Linked DNA regions of Homo sapiens: region 1 is linked to region 2. The links are chromatin contacts, found by Hi-C or POLR2A ChIA-PET in ENCODE. All regions are on one chromosome and are shown on one strand. Each heading gives the region's core, a stretch centred on a gene start or an enhancer-like site at or near the end of the contact. The rest is flanking DNA. Distances are from core to core; before and after follow the strand shown.

Region 1 (4,441 bases), core at 60-2,559, 110 kb before region 2:
GGTTGAGGCAGGAGAATGGCGTGAATCTGGGAGGCGGAGCTTGCAGTGAGCCGAGATTGCGCCACTGCACTCCAGCCTGGGCGACAGAGCAAGACTCCATCTCAAAAAATAAATAAATAAATAAATAAATAAATATAAATAAATAAACGAAACGTTAAAGGAGAGAAAAAATTCTGAGAGAAGCACAAGAAGAAGTGGACAGACACACAATGGTTATGATCAATTGTTATGAAAAGCAGCCACTGCTTCCCATGACAGATGGGCCAGGGTCCCATTTGTGGCTGAGTGGCTGCGCAGGGGTGACCCTTTTCCCCTCTCTTTCCAGGTGCCTTGGTCCCATTTGTGGCTGAGTGGCTGAGCCAGGGTCCCATTTGTGGCTGGGTGACTGAGCAGAGGTGACCCTTTTCCCTTCTCTTCCCAGGTGCCTTGCACACCAAGAGGCCTCAAGTGGTCACCAAATATGGAACCCTGCAAGGAAAACAGATGCATGTGGGGAAGACACCCATCCAAGTCTTTTTAGGAGTCCCCTTCTCCAGACCTCCTCTAGGTATCCTCAGGTTTGCACCTCCAGAACCCCCGGAGCCCTGGAAAGGAATCAGAGATGCTACCACCTACCCGCCTGGGTAAGAGTCAGAGGCCTGTCCACTGGGAGGGGGCAATGGGCCTATGCCTGCATCTGGGTGGGGCTTTGCACAGCTCACTGAGAAGAACTCACTGTGTGATCACAGGCAGGCCTGGGGCCCATTCTGGGCCTCAGTTTTCAGACCCGTATCATGAGCAAACTGGTCCTGATGGTGTTTACATCACTGACAATGCTGCTGTTGGTTTTTGTTTTTGTTTTTGTTTTTTTTAGATGGAGTCTCGCTCTGTCGCCAGGCTGGAGTGCAGTGGCACGATCTCGGCTCACTGCAACCTCCGCCTCCCGGGTTCAAGCGAGTCTCCTGCCTCAGCCTCTGAGTATCTGGGGCTACAGGTACGTGCCACCATGCACACCTAATTTTTGTATTTTTAGTAGAGACAGGGTTTCATTATGTTGGCCAGGATGGTCTCGATCTCTTGACCTCGTGATCCACATGCCTCGGCCTCCCAAAGTGCTGAGATTACAGGCATGAGCCACTGCGCCTAGACTTGTTGTTGGTTTCTTAGAGGAGAGCTCCAGGCAAGGGGGAGGCTGTCACCGACCGTGCTCCAGCACCTGCTGGGGAGCTGCGTTTTCCTAAATGTGTCTGAGGGGCAGTGTTCACTCTCACATCACCCCCCTGACCCAGTCCGGAGCTCTTCCCTCTCTCTGGGGGCTGAGCCCTGAGTCACAGAAGCATAATTAGAACAATGACTGCCCTTTGAAGCACTGGGCTTGGCGATTTACCCAGAACAAGTGTATTTACTGTTTATTCAGACTATTGAGTAATCCACTGTCCAGAACATTCTGTGGCAATCATTAACAATGCTCAGCATCAGTTGGTTAAAGCACAGGGTTTAGAAAAATGTCTGAGAACCTGGGTATCAGCTGATATAAAAAGATACAAATACCACCCCAGGTGTCTAGCTGTTAAAAACAGGTTGTTGGCTGGGCACAGTGGCTCACACTTGTAATACCAGAATTTTGATAGGCCAAGGCAGGAGGACTGCTTGAACCCAGGAGTTCAAGACCAGCCTGGGCAGCATGGCAAGACCCCATATCTACAGAAAATTTTAAAAAAATATCTGGGGGTGGTGGTGAGCACCTGTGGTCCCAGTTACTCTAAAGGCTGGGGTGGGAGGCTCACTTGATCAAAGCCCAAGGGATCATGGTTGTAGTAAGCCATGAGTGCACCACTGACTGCACTCCAGCCTGAGCCACAGAGTGAGACCCTGTCTCAAAAAAAAAAATAAAAGCAGGTTGTCCACTGTTAGAACATGACTAGCAGTTACTAAAATACCAGAACGTTCCTTGTCAGAACATTGGCTGTCACCGATAAGATCCCAGTTATCCTGAACATTCTGTGACTTATTTAGAATCCCAAAGATCAGGTGACAGAACATGGGATGGCCACTGTTAGAACCCTGGAGATCAGGGATTTAGAGGTTAGAGTGTTCACTGTATAGAAGTCTGGGCATCAGTTGTTAGAAACTGACCATGAGCTGTCAAAACAATGGCTGTTTGGAAACGGAGTGTCAGGTGTAAGAATTTGTGGATTGCTCAGAATAGCCCATGGGGTGGTGGTTGGGGTGGGCAGCGGGAGAGGAGGATGTTTCAAAGATAGTAGTTTCTGCCTGGGTAGTTACGGGGGAGGTGGAAGGAAGGTATCAGACTCCAAATTTATTTTGAAAGTAAAATTGGCAGGATTTGCTGGAGAATTGGATATAAGCCACAAGGAAAGAAGAGGAATCACTGATAATGACTAGTTTTTGGCCACAGTAGACAAGGAAATAGGGGTACCATTTATCAAAATGAGGAAAACTGGAGCAAGAGCAAGTTTGGGCAAAATAGGAATTCATTTTGAGCCAGGAGCAGTGGCTCATGCCTGTAATTCCAGCACTTTGGGAGGCCGAGGCAGGAAATCACTTGAGCTCAGGAGTTTGAGACCAGCTTGAGCAATGTAGTGAGACCCTGTCTCTACAAGAAATTTAAAAAATTAGCTGGGCGCAGTGCCGTGGTCCTAGCTACTTGGGAGGCTGAAGTAAGAGGATTGCTTGGGCTTGGGAGGTTATGATCGTGCCACTCACACTTAGCCTGAGAGACAGAGTGAGACCCTATCTAAAACACACACACACACACACACACACACACACACACACACACACACACACACAGTTCCTTTTGGGGCCTATTAAATTTGACGTGCTGACAGATGTTCCACGTGGAGGGGCGGTAAGGTGGCTGGAGAGAGAAGACAGAAGGCAAACTGATCATCAGCACATCAGTGGTGTGAAGCCCCTGGGCCTGGATGATGGGAGAAAGGATGGTCAGAAAAAAAAACAAAAACTGAGGGTCGAGGACTGGGCACTCTCATGCTTAGGCCTGGAGAGAAGGAGGAACCACCAATGAGGTGGCAGGAATATCAGGAGCACGGGGTGTTACAGAAGCCCAGAGAAGGAAAGCTGTTCGAGAAAGATAATCTGGCCGGGCGAGGTGGCTCTCACCTGTAATCCCAACACCTTGGGAGGCTGAGGTGGGAGGATCCCTTGAGGCTAGGAGTTCCATACCAACCTGGGCAACATAGTGAGACCCTGTCTCTACAAAAAAATTAAAAATTATCCGGTGTGATGGTGCGTGCTTGTAGTCCTAGCTACTTGGGAGGTTAAGGATCACTTGAGCCCAGGAGGTCAAGGCTGCAGTGAACTATGATCATGTCACTGCATTGCTGCCTGGGTGACCCTGTCTCTAAAGAAAGAGAGGAGGCTGGGCACCGTGGCTCATGCCTGTAATCCCAGCACTTTGGGAGGAAGAGGCGGGTGGATCACGAGGTCAGGAGTTCGAGACCAGCCTGACCAACATGGCGAAACCCCGTCTCTTCTAAAAATACAAAAATTAGCTAGGTGTCGTGGCATGTGCCTCAGGAGGCTGAGGCAGTGAGCTGATATCTCCCACCTGAACCCAGGAGGCAGAGGTTGCAGTCAGCCAAGATGGTGCCACTGCACTCCAGCCTGGCCGACAGAGCGAGACTCCATCTCAAACAAAAAAAAAAAAGAGAGGAGATAGAGCAAAGGGGAATATAATATGGTCAACCATGTTGAGGGCTGTCAGGGCAAGTAAGATAATGACAGAGATTTAGCAAGATGGATGTCACTGGTGACCATGGCAGGATGGCTCTGATGGTGGGATGGGCACAGAAGCCTTGGCTGTTCATAATCCCAGTTCCCAGCTATCAGAGCCCTGGCTTTCCTGGTGAGGTGCTAGGTGTGGTTTACTAGACAGCATTCTAATACCACATTAGCTGCTGCCAAAGGAGTGTTGGAATGCTGTAGGGAAGGACTGGTGAAAGGGAGCAGGTGATGCTCTGGGAACAGGCTAGGCTAGGACAAGAGCAGAAGGGAGCAGAGGAACAGGCGAGGCAAACAGGGTGTCCTGCGCCCAATCAAATGGTCCAGGCCCAGCTGTTATGAGAATAGCCACCTAGGGGTTGGGCCAGCAAGGAGAAAAGGTGAGGTGGCCGGAGAGCCCATGCTACAAAAATACCCCAAATATCCACACAGTATAAGGCACTGGGCTGGGTGCCAGTACTCAGATGAATCTACCTCTATTCCTGCCTTTGGGAAGTGCATGGTCACTTGGGGAGAAAAACAGCCAACTGAAATAACTCCAACCAGGACATGGTCAACAGCGGACAGGAGGCCAGGCATGGTGGCTCATGCCTATAATCCCAGCACTTTGGGAGGCCGAGGTGGGCAGATCACTTAAGGCCAGGAGTTCGAGACCAGCCTGGCCAACATGGTGAAACCCCGACTCTACTAAAAATAC
Region 2 (4,015 bases), core at 731-3,230:
CGCGCCCAGCCAGACACTTTTAATTGACTAAGATTGCTCCTCACCAATCTTAAGATTTTTCCCCAGATTTCCTTCCCAAGCTATCTAGCCCAGCTGCCCAACTAGGCTTTTCTAAACATATCTTTAATGCTTGTCATGATAAGGAATAATGACCCCCTGATTCCTGTCCTCTGCCACTCTATTAGGTATGATTGACAATGTTTTATTTTTCCAGAAATGTTCTTTCTTTTTGGTACAGCCACTGTTTCTTTTATTTTTGTTTTTACAGAAAAAAAGGCCGGGGGAGGGGGGTGGTGGGTGGTCATGGTATGCATACTTCTGCACCTGGCTTTTTTCTCTTGGAGTTCCTTCCACATCAACATAGAGACCTACTTCACTTTTTATTATTTATTTATTTATTTAGAGACAGGATCTTGCTCTGTCATCCAGGCTGGAGCCCCGGGGCTCAATAATCACAGCTCACTGCAGCTATCCTCAAGCTATCCTCCCACCTCTCAGCCTCTTGAGTAGCTAGGACTCCTGGCCCAACCTACTGCCATGACACCAGCTAATTTTTTTTTTTAATAGAGACTGGGTCTTGCTATGTTGCCCAGGCTGGTCTCAACTCCCGGGCTCAACCGATCCTCCCACCTCATCCTCCCAAAGTGCTGGTATTACCGCTGTGAGCACTGCTCTCAGCATTCACCTTTAAAAACATATCTCTATCTATCTATCTATCTATCTATCTATCTATCTATCTATCTATCATCTATCTATCTATCTATCTATATCACGGTTTATTTAGCCACTTCCCTACTGGACATCTCAGTGACCCAGTTCTGTTGTTTTGGCATACAATGCTGCAGTGGACAACCTTCTCCATGTAGTTCATTTTAATCAAACAGCGACTTCAAATTTTGATAGAGCCTCCAAAGAAACGCTAGTATCAAGCCAGTTTGAGAATTTAGTATGCCACTCTCTCCCCTACTGAAAACCTTCTTCCAGGGGCAATGTAATGGAAAGGACTTGGGTTCTGCGCCTAGAACCAAGGAGCCTTGGGTCTTTAACATCTCTGGGCCTCATGTATTCGCCTATGTAAAGTCGGTATAATCTCGCATCTCAGGTTGGTTGTGAGAACCCAGAGACTGCCTCCGTGAAGGCTTGGCATCAGCATAGGCCTCGGCTGTCCTTTAGTTTCAGGGTGTCCCGGGGCACGGGCCAAAACCTCAGGCTGAACCTGCTAGAGGAACCTTCCTGTCCCTTGCAGATTAGGAAAACTGTGGCACAGAAAGCGCCAAGGGGTTGATCAAGACCCCCACAGCTTTGGTCCACGCTGCTGCCGGCGGCTTCGGATCCTGGTCCCGGGGGACTGCGCACATTTGGATGTGGTCAGCAGGGAGGCCTGGCCTGGCCCCTTCCTCTTCTACCCAGTCCTCTCCCCGAACCAATTCCGACCCCTAACGCCCACAGTCCTCACTCGCTTACGGTTCGACCCTTGCCCCAGGGGCGACTGGGTGGGGCCGTCATTCCTGAACAACTAAAAGCTGCTGCGGCCAGCGTCACCTCCGGCCCCAACGGAGACGGTGGGGGCCGTGAGGCTTAGGGACTCCGCGTCCTCCCTCCTGCTGGGCCTCAGCGTGCCCTCTGTACTTGCCTTCTGCTACCAGTGAACGTGAGTGGGACGTGTGTGTAGACAGCAGACGGGTCTTGTGCAGCTGTGTGACGTGTGTGTTGTGTGGTGAACCCTTCTTTATGTAGATATGTGAAGTGTGTGTGCTGTGGTGCACAGATGTAGGGGCTCACGAAGTACTGGGCTCCTTGCTCCTAGAGCCCGAACAGTTCCCAACGTTACAGCCCTGCCCGACTCAGCCTCCGCAGAGACGGCGGCGGGACCCGCAGTTTGCGCGTGCGCGGCTCCGCCCCAGGCTCCTCCCTCGCGCTGGCACTCCCGCCTTCGCCCGGCCCTCCCCGCGCTTTACGGCCCGGCACGCCACTTTTACTGCAGTCGCGCCCGCCGCCGTCGTTGCCCCCGCTGCCGCGGCTGCTGCAGGTGAGGTGAAGTGAGGTGAGGTGTGGTGTTGGGCCGGTGCTGCTGCCGCTGCCGCCGGGGAGGAGGTGGAAAGCGGGGCTGTGGCGGGCCGGCGGGGGCGGCCTGTCAGCCGCTGCTTTGTCTCCTTAGCTCGGGTCCCTTCTGCGCTGCCGCAGGGAGGCCGCCCGGGCCAGGCGAGCCGAACCAATGCTGGACCTGGAGGTAGTGCCCGAACGCTCTCTGGGGAACGAGCAATGGGAATTCACGCTGGGTGAGTTTGGGGTCCTCTGTCAGGACCCCATTCGCTGATCCTTGCTTTCTCCTGGGCTCTTCCCACCTGTTCTCAGTCTCTCACGCCCCTGCGCCCGCAGCTCCTCACCTCTTTCGTCCTCTCGGCTCGCTGGGCTCCAGGCACTAGATACCCGCTCCAACTGGCCCGATTTGCCTGTCAGTTGCTCGTCTCGGGTCTCAGCAGGGTCTCTTCTGGGACGGTGGAACAGTAGTAGTAAAGACAATAATAGCTTGCTCTCCCCAAATGCCTAATGCCCGGCCCTGCTCTTTTTGGACGTAATTCTCTCTAGTACCCCTCGCCGGCACCTGAGGATAGGTACTGTTGTTATTCCCATTTCCATTTTACAGACTAAATAATGGCTGAGAAGTGGCTGACCCCTCTGATCATCACTGTGGCCTGTGGTCTGTCTCCCACTGCTTTTCTGGGCTGTGGCTTCCTTCCCCTTTTTAGGAGGGGAAACCTAGGCTTGGAACCCATGATCAGATGTTGGGGCTCTGGTCAAGGGAGTTGAGTTTGTGTGTATTAAAGGAACAGCTGACTTGCTTCTCTCTTTTTTTTCTTTTTTTTTGAGACGAAGTCTCGCTCTGTCGCCCAGGCTGGAGTGCTGTTGCGTGATCTTGGCTCACTGCAACTTAACGCCTCGTGGGTTTAAGCGATTCTCCTGCCTCAGCCTCCCCAGTAGCTAGGATTACAGGCACGCGCCACCACACCCGGCTAATTTTTGTATTTTTAGTAGAGACGAGGTTTCACCATGTTGACCAGGCTGGCTGGTTTCGAATTCCTGACCTCGTGATCCGCCCACCTCGGCCTCCCAAAGTGCTGGGATTACAGGCGTGAGCCACTGCACCCGGCCCCGCTTCTCTCTCTTTTGAAATATAGTCTGTATCGGATGCTGTAATCCTAAACCCAGACCTCAGTTGTGACAGGTGAAGGTTGGATGAAATAGGAGTTAGGGAGAAGTAACATTTAGTTTCTAAAAAATGCAGTTTGGTCGTTTTGGGGTTTGCTGGCCCAGCCTTCTCCCTTCACCCTCTCCATTTCCAGCATCACTACTTTTATGTGTACAAGGATGTTTGCATTCAGTAACCCCTGTGTGTTTACTTTGATGTCCCAGCACTAAGAAAAGGGGGTGGGGTAGGTGTTGGTGCTGTTTGTTTGTGCAGGCCTGAACTTTAGTCACTCTAGTGTGAGCTACTGGACTAAATCAGCTGCTCCATTGGATTATAAATTATCCTTGACTCTGGAAGACTTATGTCTGTGGAGACAGTGTGTTGGAGAAACCAGGTGGTACAGATTGCTGGTAAGGCCCTGCTGATGCTTAGTGGCTACATATGTCCTGTGTGTTGTAAGAGCTAGTTTTTGTTGTTGGTGTTTTGTTTTAAGACAGAGTCACTCTGTTGCCCAGGTTGGAGTGCAGTGGCACAATATCGGCTCACTGCAACCTCTGCCTCCCGGGTTCAAGCAATTCTCTTGCCTCAGCCTCCCTACTAGTAGCTGGGATTACAGGCGTCTGCCACCACACCCGGCTAATTTTTGTATTTTTAGTAGAGATTGGGTTTCGCCATGTTGGCTAGGCTGGTCTCGAACTCCTGACTTCAAGTGATCCGCCTTGGCCTCCCAAAGTGCTAGGATTACAGGTGTGAGCCACCATGCCCAACCATAAAAGCCGGTTTAATTTAGGGGAGTTGGCCAAATTCTTTCATAACTTAACACCA

What was found. A loop is a pair of places that touch in the nucleus more often than their neighbours do. ChIA-PET counts read pairs that join two places held with the same protein, here RNA polymerase II (POLR2A). Pooled maps may share reads with other maps.
Region 1: a loop to region 2 is called in a pooled map, with 2.0 times the contacts of the local background. The contact joins the enhancer-like site here to the promoter of PHAF1 in region 2. A Hi-C loop is called at or near these places in 3 of 168 maps with a recorded cell type or tissue (mammary epithelial cell, naive thymus-derived CD4-positive, alpha-beta T cell and transverse colon) and 9 of 50 pooled maps. POLR2A ChIA-PET finds 5 or more read pairs at or near these places in 10 of 52 experiments (A549, AG04450, BJ and 7 more).

Annotation. Positions count from the first base shown.
Region 1 is chr16:66,995,207-66,999,647 of GRCh38, forward strand. It overlaps CES4A (carboxylesterase 4A), which reads left to right. Exons shown (of 14, transcript NM_001364782.1): 2 at 422-623. Among named protein-coding and RNA genes, the nearest start is that of CES4A, 8.8 kb to the left of the region's middle. Within about 2 kb of position 1,310, at least 15 of the 41 ENCODE cell types and tissues checked have a DNase peak (open chromatin) inside an H3K27ac peak, as active enhancers do.
Region 2 is chr16:67,107,961-67,111,975 of GRCh38, forward strand. It overlaps PHAF1 (phagophore assembly factor 1), which reads left to right and starts at 1,981. Exons shown (of 16, transcript NM_025187.5): 1 at 1,981-2,279. The coding sequence starts at 2,216. RefSeq lists enhancers at 813-1,555, 1,556-2,297 and a silencer at 1,857-2,116.